Linked DNA regions of Homo sapiens: region 2 is linked to region 1. Evidence: read pairs that join two places in POLR2A ChIA-PET (ENCODE). Cell type or tissue: A673. All regions are shown on one strand. Each heading gives the region's core, and the rest is flanking DNA. Links, peaks and the distances in the headings are about the cores only. Region 1 has its middle 610 kb from the start of SNORD151. Region 2 overlaps LOC124901626 (a long non-coding RNA gene).

What was found. ChIA-PET counts read pairs that join two places held together with the same protein. Peaks named below come from ENCODE experiments on the same cell type or tissue, not always from the same donor. Only the 100,000 strongest peaks of a DNase experiment are listed, where the experiment ranks them.
Region 2: POLR2A ChIA-PET joins it to region 1 with 10 read pairs; 5 of 35 experiments call an interaction of 5 or more read pairs at or near these places.

The regions. Positions count from the first base shown.
Region 1 is chr7:46,850,656-46,859,001 of GRCh38, reverse strand. No RefSeq gene overlaps it. Among named protein-coding and RNA genes, the nearest start is that of SNORD151, 610 kb to the left of the region's middle. In A673, for the core only: no CTCF peak of the experiment used is centred there; no DNase peak of the experiment used is centred there.
Region 2 is chr7:46,905,024-46,913,369 of GRCh38, reverse strand. All of the region lies in intron 1 of LOC124901626 (a long non-coding RNA gene), which reads left to right. Among named protein-coding and RNA genes, the nearest start is that of SNORD151, 560 kb to the left of the region's middle. In A673, for the core only: no CTCF peak of the experiment used is centred there; DNase peaks (open chromatin) are centred at 3,509 and 4,389; H3K4me3 peaks cover 625 bases; H3K27ac peaks cover 1,955 bases.

The DNA.
Region 1 (8,346 bases), core at 152-8,151:
TGGCCAAGACCAATGTCGTGAAGCTTTTCCCTATGTTTTCTTCTAGAAGTTTTATAGTTTCAGATCTTACATTTAAGTTTTGCATTTTGAGTTGATTTTTGTCTATCAGGTAAGAGAGGGGTCCAGTTTCCTTCCTTTGCATGTATATATCTAGTTTTCCTAGCGCCATGTTGAAGAGACCATCCTTTCTATGTATTTTTGTCACTGTTGTCAAAGACCAGTTGACCGTATATCCATGAATTTATTTCTGGGATTTCTACTCGGTTCCGTTTCTCTAGATGTCTTTACACCAGTGCCATATATGTTTTGAAATTAGGAAGTGTGATGCCTTCAGCTTTGTTTTTCTTTCTCTAGATTGTTTTGGCTAGTCAGGATCTTTTGTGATTCCATATGAATTTTAGGATTGTTGCATCTATTTCTGTACAAAATCCCATTGGAATTTTGACAAGGATTACATTGAATCTGCATTAAGGAAATGCAAATCAAAATCACAATGAGATACAACTTTATACTTGTTAGGATAACTATTCTTATATATTATATATATTATCATTTTATATAATATACATATATTATATATATTATCATTTTACACAATATACATATATTATATAAATATATATTTATCATTACATTATATATAATATAATATATATAATATAATATATATATATATAATATAATGATAAATGTTAGCAAGAATGTGGAATTGGGACCCATGCATACTTTTGGTGGTAATACAGAATGGTGCAGTCGCTATGAAAAACAGCATGAAAATCCCTCAAAAAGCGAAAAATAGCACTACCATACGATCCATCAATCCCACTTCTGGATATGTATTCACAATAATGGAAATAAACATCTTGAAGAGATATGTGTACTTCCATATTCATGACAGCATTATTCACAACAGCTAAGATGTGGACACAACCTAAGAGTCCACCGATGGAGGAACGGATAAGGAAAATGTGGTACACACACAATGCATTACTATTCAGCCTTAAAATAGAAGGAAATTCTGCCATCTGGATTTGGATAAACGTGGAGGATAAGATGATAAATGAAATAAGCCAGTCATAGAATGACAAATACAGAACATATATGAAGTATCTAAAATAGTAAAACCCAGGAAGCAGAGAGTGGTTGCCAGGGCCTGGACAGATAAGGAAATTTGGAGTTGCTAATCAATGGGTTATAAAATTTCCATTGAGTAAGATGAATAAGTTTTAGAGATCTGCTGTACAACATTTACCTATAGTTAATAATACTATATTGTATACTTAACATTTTGTTGAGAGTAAGCCTCATGTTAAATATTCTTACCACATACAACTTAATGGTCTTAAGTTAGGGGTATGGTATCTAAATAGGAATAACTTAACTAATGTAGAACAGAGTCTAAGCTTGTTTTACAAGTGAGCAATACGGAAACTTGTATTTAGTTGTTATGAAAAGAGAGCTGCTGCTATGTGCATAAATGTCTGATATGTCTGCTGTTATTTGCATAAATATGGGGGAGAGCACATATCCTCTAGGACATTACCTATGGACTACAGAATCATCAACCTACTGAAGCAAATGATGAAACCCATGCATGAAGGATGCCTGGGGAAGTGTATATCCAGAGAGCTGGAGGTAGAAATGGAAGGACCATGGCCTGACTCATTCTAGCCTGACAAGTCGGTCAAGGCTAGCCTAGAATGTTTAGTATATTTTGGTTTTGCAGAATTGTATAAATTAGCTACTACGTGCTGAGTATTTTGCTAGATGCTTAAGAGATGAAGTGACACAATCCTTGCCGAAGACTTTATGTAGTCCAGTAGAAAAGGTAATACCACTGAGTGTATTAAATGAAGGATGGAAACTCAGAGTGTACCTAAATCTAGAGAAGTGGATCCGCCCTGACCTGCAGGGTCATTTCTGCCTGTCAAAAGAGGCAGTGTCTACTAAATGACTTTGATTGACAGCAAATCTCTGCCAGGCACTCTGTAGTAACCATGTAAGTCAATCCTTACAACATCCCTTTAAGGTGGATATTATGTCCCCCATTTTATCAAAGAGGAAACTCATCTCCAAAAAGTTTAGTGACTTATCCAAGATGATAGGGCTGGGAAGTGGTTTCAGTAAGAACTAGATCAGCCTGGTTTAAGGACCATGCGTCTCCCTCTACATCTTAGCTACCTTAGTCCACAGAAAATCCTGGCAGAAGTTAGGTGGATGTGGAAGTGCTTAGAATGCCAGGGTGCACCTTTGGAGGAGAGAAACAGAAAAATTCAGTCCAAGATTAATATGCTGGCACTGATGGAGAAAAGGCCCTGCAGTAGTAGAAGAGTAGCTATGTCAGAGAAGGACATGGGCATCCAGGATGCCCAAGCTCAGTCCAGTGCAGTAGAGACATGTTAACCAGTTACAAGGAAAACACCCATCATCACTGGCTAAAAGGGTGGGCCTCAGGGGCTGGTTCACCAGAGACACTAGAGCCATGGCTGAGATCAGTACCCACACCCTCCTTATTCCACTCTCCCCCGCGAAAAAAACTGTTAACAAACTGGGGGAACAAATGATACTCAGCTTTGTTTGTTTGCATTGTTCTCTAAATGCCCGATTCATCCAATAAACCAAGAGCCTCTCCAAGGGAAGGAACTATAAATTTAGTAGACTGAATCTGTATTACCTTGCAGAGGTAAAAGGGCTCAGAAGTGGTTCAGTGCATTTTTGTTGAATGCAACGAGGAACCACATCAGAGCAGAAGGATAAGACCACAAGTCATCAGAGTAATGAGTATTGTAACCCTGCCACCCTGCAGTCTCGATTTTTGGAAAGGCTGTTTGTCCTATAAATAGAAATTGGCTTTTCTTGAAGAAGGGTAGACTATTTGTTGACATGGTTCTTTGGAAAGATTTTACATCCACCTCCCGACCAGTGTTCTCTGTAGTCCAGAATAAAGCTGGGAGTATGTGGCTTCCTGAGGCATCTGATGAGGGAAGGAGGGGCCAGAACAAGTGCCCTCGAGGGAACTGCAAAGGGCCAAAGGCGACCAGATGTCCAGGTCTGGGTGAACATTTTGCAAGACCAAGCTTTCTGCCACCACTTTTCAGAGTAGCAGAAAAACCAGTTTTCTTTTGGAATTTTTATATTTTTAGTACTTTTTTCAAGTGAAAATGGAATGGCAACTTTGGTGGGGAAAAAAAAAACATTTTCTCTCCACAGTTTTCTTACTTAGGATTTTTTTTATATATTCTAGAAAAAAAAGAATGAGTTGCAGCATTTCAGAATCTGAAGGAAGTTTCCATTCCAAAGGCTGCAAGTGATTTGCAGATCTATAAGGTTTCATCAGAGAAAAACAGGTTATTTTGCTTATATTCCTAATAGAGAGTTCTAATCCGTCTTTAAAAAGTGTAAAAAGTTAGTAGGAGTAGTAAATATGCTTTTCAAGGCAAAGTAAGCTCTAGTAGTCCCTGGCCCAAATGGGACTAGGGATTTTGACAGAGGAAAACTGGAGATTCAGAGTGGTGAATGCCTTGTCCCAGAGGACTTAGCAAGACAGTGATGGAACTTGCTGGGAGGCAGGTTCCCTACATGCCAGTTCAGGTCTCCCTCTGTGTAAGGCAGATGCATAAGATTTAGCTTCAGTCTTGGGCAATATCTCTTATTCTTTAGTGAAAAATTTGAAGAATGATAAAAATGTGTTTTTCTAAATTATAGGATAGAATTTGCATCATGATCTACAGTTTTTCTGCATTTAAGAGAGAAGGATTTATTTAATAATCCAGTGGATAAGATGATTCATTTTGTGGATACCAGTCAGCTGAATCTTTCCCCAGCCACACTCTCATCTTCCAATGGGCTTATGAACAAAGTGGCCATGGTGGCAGGGATGGAAGTTATGCATGGACTCAGCAACATGGACTTCCACTCACCAAGGCTGACCTGGATATAGTCACTGGTGAGTGTCTAATCTGCCAACAGCAGAGACAAGCACTGCGTCCTCCAGATGGCATCATTTCTGAGAGTGAACAGATGGTAAGAAAAATATGCCACCACTTTGAAAACTTTAATAATTTTTCAAAAGCTTAAGGACACACCTATTATAAAACTTAGTTATTTCATTCCTAAAGAAATCCCAAGAGAAAGAAAAATATGTTATATGTCTGCAAAGGTTTTTACATAAACATTATAAAAGCTCTATTAATAATAGCTAGAAACTGAAAACAACTCAAATATTCATCAAGAAGTGAATGGATAAATTATAGTATATCCATAGAATAGACAACTCTCAGCATTAAAAAGGAACAAACTATTCTTCTTCTTCTTCTTTTTTTTTTTTTTTTTGAGACAGAGTCTCCCTCTGTCACCCAGGCTGGAGTGCAGTGGCACAATCTCGGCTCACTGCAACCTCCACCTCCCGGGTTCAAGCGATTCTCCTGCTTCAGTCTCCTGAGTAGCTGGGACTACAGGTGCGTGTGCCACCATGCCTGGCTAATTTTTTGTTAGCCAGGATGGTCTTGATCTCCTGATCTCATGATCCACCCTCCTCAGCCCCCTACACAACATAGATAAATGTCAAAATCATTATGTGAGTTGAGAGAAACCTGATGCAAAAGAATATGTACTGTATGATTCTACTTATGTAAAATCTACAAAAGGCAAACTAATTTATAGTGACAAAAATTCACAAGTTCAGTGACTGCCTGGGGCCTGGGGCAGAGGGAGAGATGAACTGCAAATCATGACAGAGAATATTCTGGGAATGATTAAAAGATTTGGACGTTTGAATGTAGCAGTAGTTTCACAGAAATATACACTTGCCAAAACTCATACAAGTGTGTACTTTAAATTCATGCATTAAAAAGAACACATAAATTGCACCTTAGAAAAGATAAGGGTCATCTGCGCAATAAGAAAACATAAATTGAGAGTGGCTCAAACATGATGGAATTTAATGTCACAGGGTGATCCAAAGCTGATATGGCAGCTCCACATTGTCTGCAGGGACCTGCGCTACCAGAGCCCTGTCAATATTTTGGCTCACGGTCATTTTTTTGTTCAAGGTACTACTATAACTATTCACGACATGCACGTTCCAGGCTGATGGCAAAAGGAGAGTGAAAGATAAACAGGTTTGTGTCACACCAAGTATACTCTTTGTAATCAGCCTTTCTAGAGGTACATGTGCACATTTGCTTATGTCTTACTGGCGTGATTTTAGTCATACATCAATGCCTACCTGCAAGAAAGACTGGTGATCTGGTAGCAATCTCAGCTGAAAATTGTGATCTATTTTCAGAGAAAGTAAATACTTGGAGTAAAATAGTTTCTGGCCACAGTAAGATTGTGTGGTTAAGAGTTTACTGGCTCTTTCCCAAATTGTGCTGGGAAAAGTGAATATCCACATGCAAAAGAATAAAGTTGGACTTTTATCTCACCCTGTATGTGAAAATTAACTTAAAATAGACCTAAGACTTAAAGGTAAACTTAAAACTCTAAAACTCTTAGGAAAAAAAAAATAGGAGAAACCTTCATGACATTAGATTTGTTAATGATTTCTTGGATTTTTTTGGATGATACAAAAAGCACAGGCAATGAAAGAAAGAAAGATTAAATTATACCTCACCAAAATTAAAATTTTTCATATATCAGTGGGCATTATCAGTAGAATGAAAAGGCAACGCATAAAATGGAAGAAAATATTTTCAAATCATATACCAGATACAGGATTAATATCCAGAACATATAAATAATTTCTACAACTCAACAACACAAACCAGCTTGGTTAAAAAATGGGAAATGGACTTGAATAGATGTTTATTTAAAGAAAATACACAAATGGCAATTAGCACATAAAAGATGCTCGCTATTATGACCAAACAAGGGGCTTATCCTTGATGTGTATCAAAGCTGATCCTATGGCACTGTTTTTTGAGAAAAGCAAAAGCTTTATTGTGAGTCATCCCACAAAAAGACAGGAGACAACACTCACATCTGTCCCTGCCCCCATCTGAGTGGTGGGTTGAGCTTTTATGGCATTTCTAACTAATCCCAGGTGATGGCAATGCAGCCAGTCTGCTGGGACGGTGGTGTTAACAATTAAGTGAAAGCCTTTTCCCATTGTACGAGCCAGGGCTGCATCCATTTGAGCTGGTACTGTGGGTGCAATATCCATAATCATTAGGGAAATATAAATTAAAATCACAAAGAGAAGCTACTTTACACCCATAAGGGTAGCTATTGTCAAAAAGGAAGAAAATAATACATGTTGGAGACGATGTGGAAAAACTGGGATTTTTGTGCATTGCTAGTGGAAATGTAAAATGAGGCAGTGACTGTGGAAAATAGTATTGCGATTCCTCAAAATAGTAGAAATAGAATTACCATACCACGTAGAAATTTCACTTCTGATTATACCCAAAACAATTGAAAGCAGGGTTTCAAAGAGATATTGGTACAGTTCATGTTCTTGGCAGCATTATTCACAATATCTAAAAGATGGAAGCAACCCAAGTGTCCATGGATATATGAACACATAAATAAATTGTGGTGCATTTATACAATAGAATATTCCACACCCTTAAAAGGAAGGAGATTTTGACATTTGTGATATGGACAAACCTTGAGAACATTATGCCAAGTGAAATCACCAGTCGTGAAAGAATAACTACTGTATGATTTGCGTCTATGATGTCCTTAGAGTAGTCAAGTTCATAGAGACAGAAAGTTGAATAGGGGTTGCCAGGAGATGGGGGAAGGGGAATGGGGAGTTAATGTGTAATGGGGACAGCGTATCATTTGGTGAAGATGAAAAGGTTCCAGAGATGGATGGTGCTGATGATTGCACAATGTTGTGAATGGATTTAGTGCCATTGAATGAGACACTTAAAAATGGCTAAAATGGTATATTTTATGTTTTGTAATTTTATGATAATATTTGAATATAAAGAGTTTACTGGCCCCAAGGATAGTTGCTCAAAAGCTGAGTTATCAGCTGGGCATAGTGGATCATGCCTGTAATCCCAGCAATTTGGGAGGCTGAGGCCAGTGGATTACTTGAGGTGAGGAGTTTGAGACCAGCCTGGTCAATAGGTGAAACCCTGTCTTTACTAGATATACATATATTTAAAAAATTAGTCAGGTGTGGTGGTGCACACCTGTAGTTCTAGCTACTCAAGAGGCTGAGATCGGGGGATCTCTTGAATCTGGGAGGCAGAGGTTGCAGTGAGCTGAGATTGCACCACTGCACTCCAGCCTGGGTGACAGATCAAGGAAAAAAAAAAAGCTGAGTTGTTATTATTATCAGAAAACCTGTAGAGGGAATTTCTGTAGTGGGGAAAACAGTCCACTGGAGAACCTATAAACTCCTCTAATCCTGTCTGCTGTGAATGAGTAGAGAGATGAAATACAGGCCCCTCACATTTACCCCCAGACCATATCTTCCCTTGTCCAACATTGCCAGCATTACAGGAAGGAAAGAAAATGAAAAGATTGTCTGATTTTACTATGACAACCTTTCACGAGGTCTGGTCCAGAAGCTTGCACTCTATGGCTGTGTGTTCTCACCTGTGAAAGGAGGATCTGCCTCAGTAAGCTAAGCTTCCTCCCAACCTGACAGTCTACACATACTAGGCCAGAATTTCCTAATATAGACTCTCTTGGACACAAACAGGCTGGATGCTGTTCCTCAGGATGAAGATGGACTGATACCAAGTACAATGGGGAAAGCATAGTTATTGAATTATCTGTAAAGGATCATATTTTATTTTCTGGAGATGGCCACAATGATAGCTTCTTTACCACATTTTTTCTGATGTGGGAATGTGATTCTTCTCGCATGGAATGCTAGGGTTTATGTCACCTCCCTTGAATCTGGGTGGGACTGTGACATGTCTGTAAGCAGTAGAGTGTGGATGACGTGATATTCATGTGTTCTGAAGTCAGGGCAGAAAGCCGCTGATGCCTTGCTCATTGGACACTCCTGCTTGGAGCCCTGAAGGCCCTGCAAGGCATCCAGCTACCCAGAGTCCACCAATATCTGAGGACACAATGCTGTTGGGAAGCCCAGGCATAGGTGCTCCTAGTGACGTTCCTAGTCTCTGACTCCTCCCAGCCCAGATACCACACATGATGAATATTGGAGTCCTCTGATGAATGCAGCCATCAGCCATCGAGTCCCCTCTGAGTCTTGCCCCCAAGTCCTCACTCATCATGAATCATAGGGAAACCGTCTTGCTCTGCTGTGTCTGCGTTTCTAACCCACACATCCATGCATATGACCAAATGGTTGCTGTTGCATGTGACTAAGGTTGGGATTGCTTGCTATGCAGCAATAGTTAACAGAACGTACACACGCAC
Region 2 (8,346 bases), core at 299-8,298, 54 kb before region 1:
AGCAATAAGAAAACAAACAAGCTAATTAAAAAGTGAACCAAAGATCTGAACAGACATCTCACTGAAGAAGATACAAGGATTGCAAATGAGCACATGAAAAAATGTTCAACATCAATTGTTACTAGGAAATTGAAATTTAAAACAATAAATGAGATACCATCACACATATATTAGAAGGGTTAAAATTAAACAACAACAAAACAAATGACATACTGATTGCTGGTGAGAATGTGGAATAATACAACTCTCATTCATTGCTGTTGAGAATCCAAAATGATACAGTCAGTTTGGAAGACAGTTTGATTATTTCTTACAAAGCTAACTATATTCTTACCATATAATGCAGCAATTACAACCCTTGATATTTGCTGAGTGGATTTAACGACTTATTTCTACACAAAAATCTGCACACAGATGTTTATAGTAGGTATATTCATAATTGCCCAAACTTGGAAGAAACCAAGATGTCTTTCAATAAGTGAATACATAAATAAACTGTGGTACATCTATACAACGGAATATTATTCAGCAGTAAAAATAAATAAGCTATCAAACCAAAAAGATAAGGATAAATAGTAGATGTGTGTTTAAATGAAAGAAGCCAGTTTGAAAGATTACACAATATGACAACAAATATGTAACATTCTGGAAAATGTAAAACAGTAGCAACAATGAGAAGATCAGTGCTTTCTAGGGGTTCAGGGAGTAAAGAAGGCTAAGTAGGTGAAGCAGAACAGATATTTTAGGATGGAAAACTATCATTTATGATACTGTGATGGTGGATTCTATGAGTCCATTGACCTTTACAGTCAAAATAGTAAAATTCTAAGAGATTGAGGGATTCCAGAATGAAATTCAGAATATGACAAAACAATGTAACTTCATTACAAATGTATTAATCAACCTTATAGAAAGAGGTAATGAAAAAGCTGCCGACTTAATTAACTTTGGAAATGAATAGAGTATGTTAGACTACAGGAAAAGAAATGCAACAAGAACTATACTTTATTGAAAATGTTGATTTCCACAGGAATATGGGTTAACACTCTGATACTGCTATCCGTGTATACTGGAAAGGAACAGTTAAATGAGTGGATAGTGGAAGATGTGAGCCAGATTTCTTACTGTTAAAGTGAGAGTTTATAGATAAACATATGGAGGAGGCTAGAATGATCTTTGTGGTAATTAAGAATTGGAGATAGCAGTATGAACTCATGTTCAGGATATAGTCAAAGACGATACATATAGAAATATTCACAGATATGTGTCTATACACGGGCTAGTATGTACTCATCTATTTTCTTGCTATTTCAACCAAGAAGCCTAGATATAACTGCATCCCAGTGGCAACAAACATGCCTACCTTTTGTTTCTAACATCTTTTTCTAATGTAAGAAAATAGAGGTTCTTGGAGAAGTGGCTGGTGTTAGGACTAAGACAGGAAGTCTGTCTTACAGATTGAGCCTGTGGAATCTATCCTTTAGCACTGGAAAGTGGGGAAGTGCTCAAAGAAAAACAAGCAAGCAAGCAAATGTCCCATAATGGGGTATGTCAATGGGACACAGAAGTTAACTAAAAAAAACTTTCCAGTTGCCAATGCTTGAACAATTTGAGCAACAAAATAAATGAAGCAGTATTGGACCATAAGTTAATGAATAAAATAAATATATATCAGTATTGATATACTGATATAAATAAATAATTGCATAAATAAATGAGTAGAGAGAAGAAATAAATGTCCATCCAGGAAAGTCCCAAGTAATTTATGTATTTACTCTACATTCAATGAGATGGTGCATAACACTCCACTCCTAAGTGTGCCCCGTGCATAATGATTTCCTTTTTAAATCAAAAGGAATGAGCATGAAAAGAGGGGAAAAAGAGAAACTTTGCAGTGGAGAAACATGATAAACACTATGTTAGGAGCTTGGCACAGTGGCTCATGACTGTAATTCCAGTGACTGAGGAGGCTGAGGCAGGAGGATTGCTTGAGCACAGGAGTTTGAAACCAGCCTGGGCAACATAGCGAGACCCTGTCTCTACTAAAACAAACAAACAAAATCCACTACATTAGCCAGGTGACCAAGGTCAACATTAACAGTCATGCATTCTATTGATTGTATGTACCCTTGATGTGATGTGATGCAAATGGCACTTTACCTGCGTGGTCTTCCTCTGACAAGCTCATTACCCCATTCTAATCATGAGAAGAACATCAGACAAATTCCAACAGAGGAGAATTATACAATATAATACCTGACCCCTCGAAACTGTCAAGGTCATCGAAAACAAGGAACCTCTGAGAAGCTGTCATAGCCACAAGGGACCTAAAAACAGACATTGTGCCTAACGTAATAGGTATCCTGGATGGGATCTTGGAAGAGAAAAATAACATCTGGTGAAAACTAAGAAAATCTGAATAAATGGTAGACTTTAGTTCATAAACGTATATCACCATGGATTCATTAATTGTAACAAACATGCCATACAAATGTAAAGTGTTAATAATAGAAAAAATTGAGTATGGAAAATATGAGGACACCGTGTACCATCTTTGCATTTTTCCTTTGCATCTAAAACTGTTCTAAAAAATAGAGTTCATTAAAAAAAGGGGGGCTGAACTTCACAACAATTAGGGTATAGGGAAACCTTGCTGGAAGAGGGACATTTGAGCTACAAAGAGGGTGAGGAAGAATTGACAGTAAAAGAGGAGACAGTGCTTGTCATAAGAAACGGCTGATGCACACATTCAGGTTTGAGAGGAAGAATGGTCCTCGGGGAGCACTGCAAGACAGGTGGCCCACACATCATCCTCAGCCAGTCTTTCTCCAGGAGCAATGGGACAGGAGGCTGAGTGCCATGTAAGCAACATTGAGAATCTAGAACTCTTCAGACAAAGGGAAGTCACTGGAGACTTTCAGGCAGAGGAGTGGCATGATTAGACTTGTGTTTTTGAAAGATTACCCTCAACATTTTTTTGAAAGTGAAGAGCTCAGTTATTTAACTTCCTTTCCTTGCTGCTTTTTTCTTACCCTTGCCATTAGATAACCCTAGGGGCTGACTCTGGAATACCTGCCTTTGGATGGCAATATTGAAGGAAGCCCTTGGTCCCAACCCCAATTCCCTCCTTCATGCTTGGGAGTGTGAAGCTCATCACGCAAAAGCCATAAATGGACCTTATAAGGAGGCGAAGAAACCTCCTTCTCAGATGTTTCTCCCCTGGAGCCATCGCGAGTATCTTAAATATGTTTGCTAATTACCTGGAGCCTTGGAAAATAGGCTTGTGCCTTGCCTCCTTCAGACATAATGTTTCAGTAATTAGTAATCAATTACCTCTCTGCTCCCTAGACAAGCTCGATTCCTTTTTTTCCATGATGTTCTTTCCTCACCCAAGCTGTGCTGACAGGCAATTGAGTCATATCTTTCTCAAGCCCGCCAAAAGCCACACACTGAATAAAGGGGGAGGAAGAGGGGAAAATGAAACGATACACCCCGGATAATAGATAATTAGATAATTATCCCTAGCTGAAAGCACGTTTTGGAATTTGCATTCAAAATGAAGGGAATTGGCAGAAAGAATGCTGATGTCAGGGAATGGGTAATTTTATTTCAGGGAAGTAGCTAGCGGGGAGGATTTAGTCATCCTCTGACTTGCTCCAGCCTCTTCATTTGTCTTCTTCCCTTTAGCTTTTTCGCCTATAATCTAAACTCCCCACCATTGCCAGAGAGAACATTCTAAATGTCATGCCAACATTTCTATGAGAAAAAGAAGGTATGGGGGGTGTCAAGACACTTTCGAGATAAAATCCAGATGTACCATACCTTCTATAACCTATCTCTTCCTTCATTTTCTGCCCCATTTCCCAATCCCTTGTATGGTCTATTTCAGCAATATTGAGCTACGCATTGCTCCCCAGACTCAACTTGGTTTCACAAATCTGTGCTCCCTTCTAAACTCTGTAAAATGCACCACTCTCAACCCTGGTGCTCGGAACACATATCTACGTGTCCTTATGGATTATTCTTTTCTCTTCCCCACATCTTATCTATTGGTATGTTCTGTTGATTTTGTCTTTTCCATTTATCATCAAATTTTCTATGAACACCTTGTCCAGACCACCACCTGACACCCCCATACAGTCTTCTGACTCACAGTCCAGTGCTCTCTCCTGGACAACTGCAACAGCTCCCTGACTAGTCTCCTTTTTTTTGTTTGTTTTTGTTTTTTGTTTTCTGTTTTTTTTTTTTTTTTTTTTTTTGGACCTGTGTTTCTTTACAACCCACTAGGCTTTTAAAGCTGGAAATTGGATCACATTACTCTCTGCCTAACACATTCCAGTGGTTCTCATTGTTCTTACAATAAAATCTTTTATTTATTTATTTTTAACCACATCCTGCATTGCTGACCTCTGCTCTCCTTCGTTCTTTTCCTTACATGCTTCATTTAAGTTATGGCAGAAATTGTGGCACCCTAGGGGTTGGAGGAGCCCTTCTTGAAAACCTCAGATGTCCCCTCCTCATTGCCCAGCTAAGAAAGGTCATATGAATTGCCCTTTACACATTTCAAACAGGGTGCAGCTTTGGAGACCAGGCCTCCTGAGTTACAGTCCATGCTCTTGGGGCTTGACTAAGTTCTTTGCTGTCAGTAAGGGTCCCCTTGGGCCAAGATCTGGCTGCATGGGCCCTGGGTCCCCAACTTTTCCAGCATGATGAGGATCTGGACCAGGAGCTACAAGCTCACATGCTAACAAGGACTAGGCAAGCCATGCAGAATGTAGATATGAGCTTTTTATAAGAAGAGAATAGGGGTCTTGATAGGGGTGATGGGGAGACCTTCTGTCCCTACTAAAGTGGGGAGCCACTATTTAGCATTGTTAGCTTTCACATACATAATCCACTGTTAGTAATTTTTTTTATTTTAAAAGTAATGTTCAGTTTTAATAAACAAACAAACAAAAATTGCCTGGGGGGGCTGTTAGGCCAGTGAGTGGTCTATGGTGTCGACATTCCAGGGGAAACTGCAGGGTAATGATCCAACCCTGGGAGATGAAAAGGTAAAAGGTTCAGGTAAAGGGGGAGGGGCCAAGTGTGGAAATAGGAGAGAATTGTAGGGGAAGACCAACACTGTGGGAAGGGAAGAAAGAGGTGAGGAAAGGAGGAGAGGGAGAGAAGCCAAAGAGTGTGAAGACCCTTGGAGATTCCCTTGTTACTAGTGAGCTAAGATTACATTATTTGCTTGAACATCAAGATGAAGGATAGGCCTCCACATGCCTTCCCCTGCACTCCTCATCTCTTTTTGGTGCGGTCCTCTCAGGCAAGCCCTCCGACCTGCCCCCTGCAGCCCCCGCGCTGACTTTCTCCCCTCTGCACACAGGCACACACTGCCCCTTCTCAAACTCATGGATGCATCACCAGGCAAATAGGAAATGCTACTAAATGCTGTTCTATGAGGGACAATAAATGAGTGGGAAGGTGGAGAGGAAATATTAGGAGACAGAATACAAGAAACAGGATGTCTAAGGTGGGTAAGGAGGAGCTGTGGAAGCAATCATCAACTCGGAAGTCCTGGAAATGAAGTAAATCTGTGAACAAAAGATCCAAACACCTGAAGACCTCTTCCCTTCTCACCTGGTGTTTGGGCCACACTCAAGCCTCCCACGCCTCTGTGCTCTTGGTTTCTCTGTGTGACTGCTGCCCACAGATGACTGGAAAGACATCCATTTCTAATTCTCTGCACTGGAAGTTTGGACCATGGCTCCAAATTGCTCTACCGTACACAATGTAGAAAGCTCTCCTCGGATTTGTAGCAAACTTCCGTAGGACAGGAGCCTGAGTTAAAGCATCAACAGGCAGGGGTAACATGTGAGGAGGAGAAGCTCAACCCCACGGCTGCTCTTCTTCCACTTTTCTATGTATACATTAAAAATTTTACCACCTTTCCCCCTCACCAATATTATGAGGCAGATAGAAAAATTGCTACCACTGTATAGATAAACTAAAATCCAGTTACATGATCTAGATCTAACTTCAAACTTTTTTTTTTTACTCCATAAAAAAGTTACTCATTATTTTTCAGTTACTCCTTCTCCAGTTTCCAGTTACTTATTCTCCTTTCCTCAATCCTACATCTAGGACCACCTGCCCTATAAGTTTGATCAGGATGTCAATGCAGAGTTGAGCAACTCCTCTGCCTAACTCATCTAACCCCTATCAGAGTTCACTTTTTTCTAAGCATGTTCATCACAGGGGAAATATACATTGACCACTTACTATGGGCTGGGAGTACGGCATGTAATAACTGATCTAATTTTCCTGTAATAATATCAATCTGGAAAAGACTTTTTGAGTTAAATAATCACAACTTTTCATACAACAGATCAATAATTGCTGGGTAATATAATAATTTCCATGTTTATCTTTTGGAGAAACTGCCAAACTGTTTTCCACAACTGTTTGCCACTGTGACTGTGACTGCACCATTTTATATTCCTACCAGCAACGTTTGAAGTTTCCAATTTCTCCACATGCTCAGCCAACACATTTTTTTTTTTTTTTTTTTTTTTTTGAGATGGAGTCTTGCTCTGTCACCAGGCTGGAGCGCAGTGGTGCGATCTCGGCTCCCTGCCACCTCCACCTCCTGGGTTCAAGCAATTCTCCTGCCTCAGCCTCCTGAGCTGGGACTACTGTACCCAGCTCAGCCCATGCCCAGCTAATTTTTGTATTTTTAGTAGAGATGAGGTTTTGCCATGTTGGCCAGGCTGGTCTCGAACACTTGACCTCAAGAGATCCGCCTGACTTAGTCTCCCAAAGTGCTGGCAGCATGAGCCACTGTGCCTGACCAACATTTTTTATTTTCATTAAAATAATTGTTATAGTCATCTTACTGGGTATGAAATTGTATCTCATTATGATTTTGATTTGCAATTCCCTAATCACGAATGATGCTGCACATGTTTTTATGAGTTTTTGGCCATTTGTATATCTTCTTTGAAGAAATGGCTATTCAAATCTGTGGCCCATATTTAACTGGGTTTTTGTTTTTTAAAACAAATATTACATTGTAAGAATTCTTTATGTATTCTAGATACTAGACTCTTATCAGCTATATGATTTACAGTTATTTTCCCCCATTCTGTGGATTGTCTTTTCCCTTTATTAATGGTGTTCTTTGAAGTGAAAGTTTTTAGCTTTGAGGAAATCTCTCTCTTTTTCGTTTGCTTGTTGGTGTGTGCATTTTATGTTGTATATAAGAAGCTATTGCCTAATCTAAGGTCACACAGTTTTATACCTGTTTCCTTCTAAGAGTTTAGCTCATATTTAAGTCTTTGATTTATTTTGAGATGATTTTTGCATCTGGTGTGATTTAGGGTTCAATTCATTCTTTTGCATGTCGATACGTCCAGTGTTGTCTCCATTTGTTGATAAGACTATTTTTTTCCTATTGAATTTCCTTGCCATCCTTGTCAAAAATCAGTTTACCATATATGTTTGGGTTTATTCTGTACTCTCAATCTATTTGATTAATCTATATGTCTATCCTTATGCCAGTACCACAGTGTCCTAATTATTTTAGGTTTGGAGTATGTTTCAAAATTGGGAAATCTCAGTTCTCCAACTTTGTTATTTTTTTCAAGACAGTTTTGGATATTCAAGATAACTAGTGTTTCAAAATGAATTTTAGAATTGATTTCTCCATCTCTGCAAAAATCACATTTGGAATTTTGATAGGGATTACATACTGAATCTGTAGATCAAATTGAGGATATTCCAATTTTAATAGTATTATGTCTTTCTGTCCATGAAATTAGTATGCCTCTCCATATTATTAGGTTTTCTTTGGTTTCTTTCAACATGTTTAGCAGTTTGCAGTGTACAAGTCTTACACTTTTTTTGGTTGCATTTAGTCATAACTATTTTATTATTTTGGGTGTTATTTTAAAATGATTTTTTTCTTAATTTTAATTTTAGATTATTTATTGCTAGTATATAGAAATTGGTTTTCATATATTTGTTTATCTTGCAACTTTGCTGAACTTGTTTTCTCTCTCTAATAGATTTTGTGTGTGTGTATGAAGGGGCTATGTGTGGATCCTTTAAGGTTTTCTATAGAAAAGATTATGTCATCTGCAAATAGTGATAATTTTATTTTTTTCAATCTGTGTGTGTGGAATCCTTTTATTTCTTTGTCTTGCCTAATTGCCCATGCTGGAAACTCTAGTACAGCATTGAACAGAAGTGGCAAGAGTAGACATCCTAAGAGATTAGACTTTTAGTCCTGATCTTAGAGGAAAGTTCTCAGTGTTTCACCATTAAGTATGATGTTTTCATGGGTTTTTCACACATGTG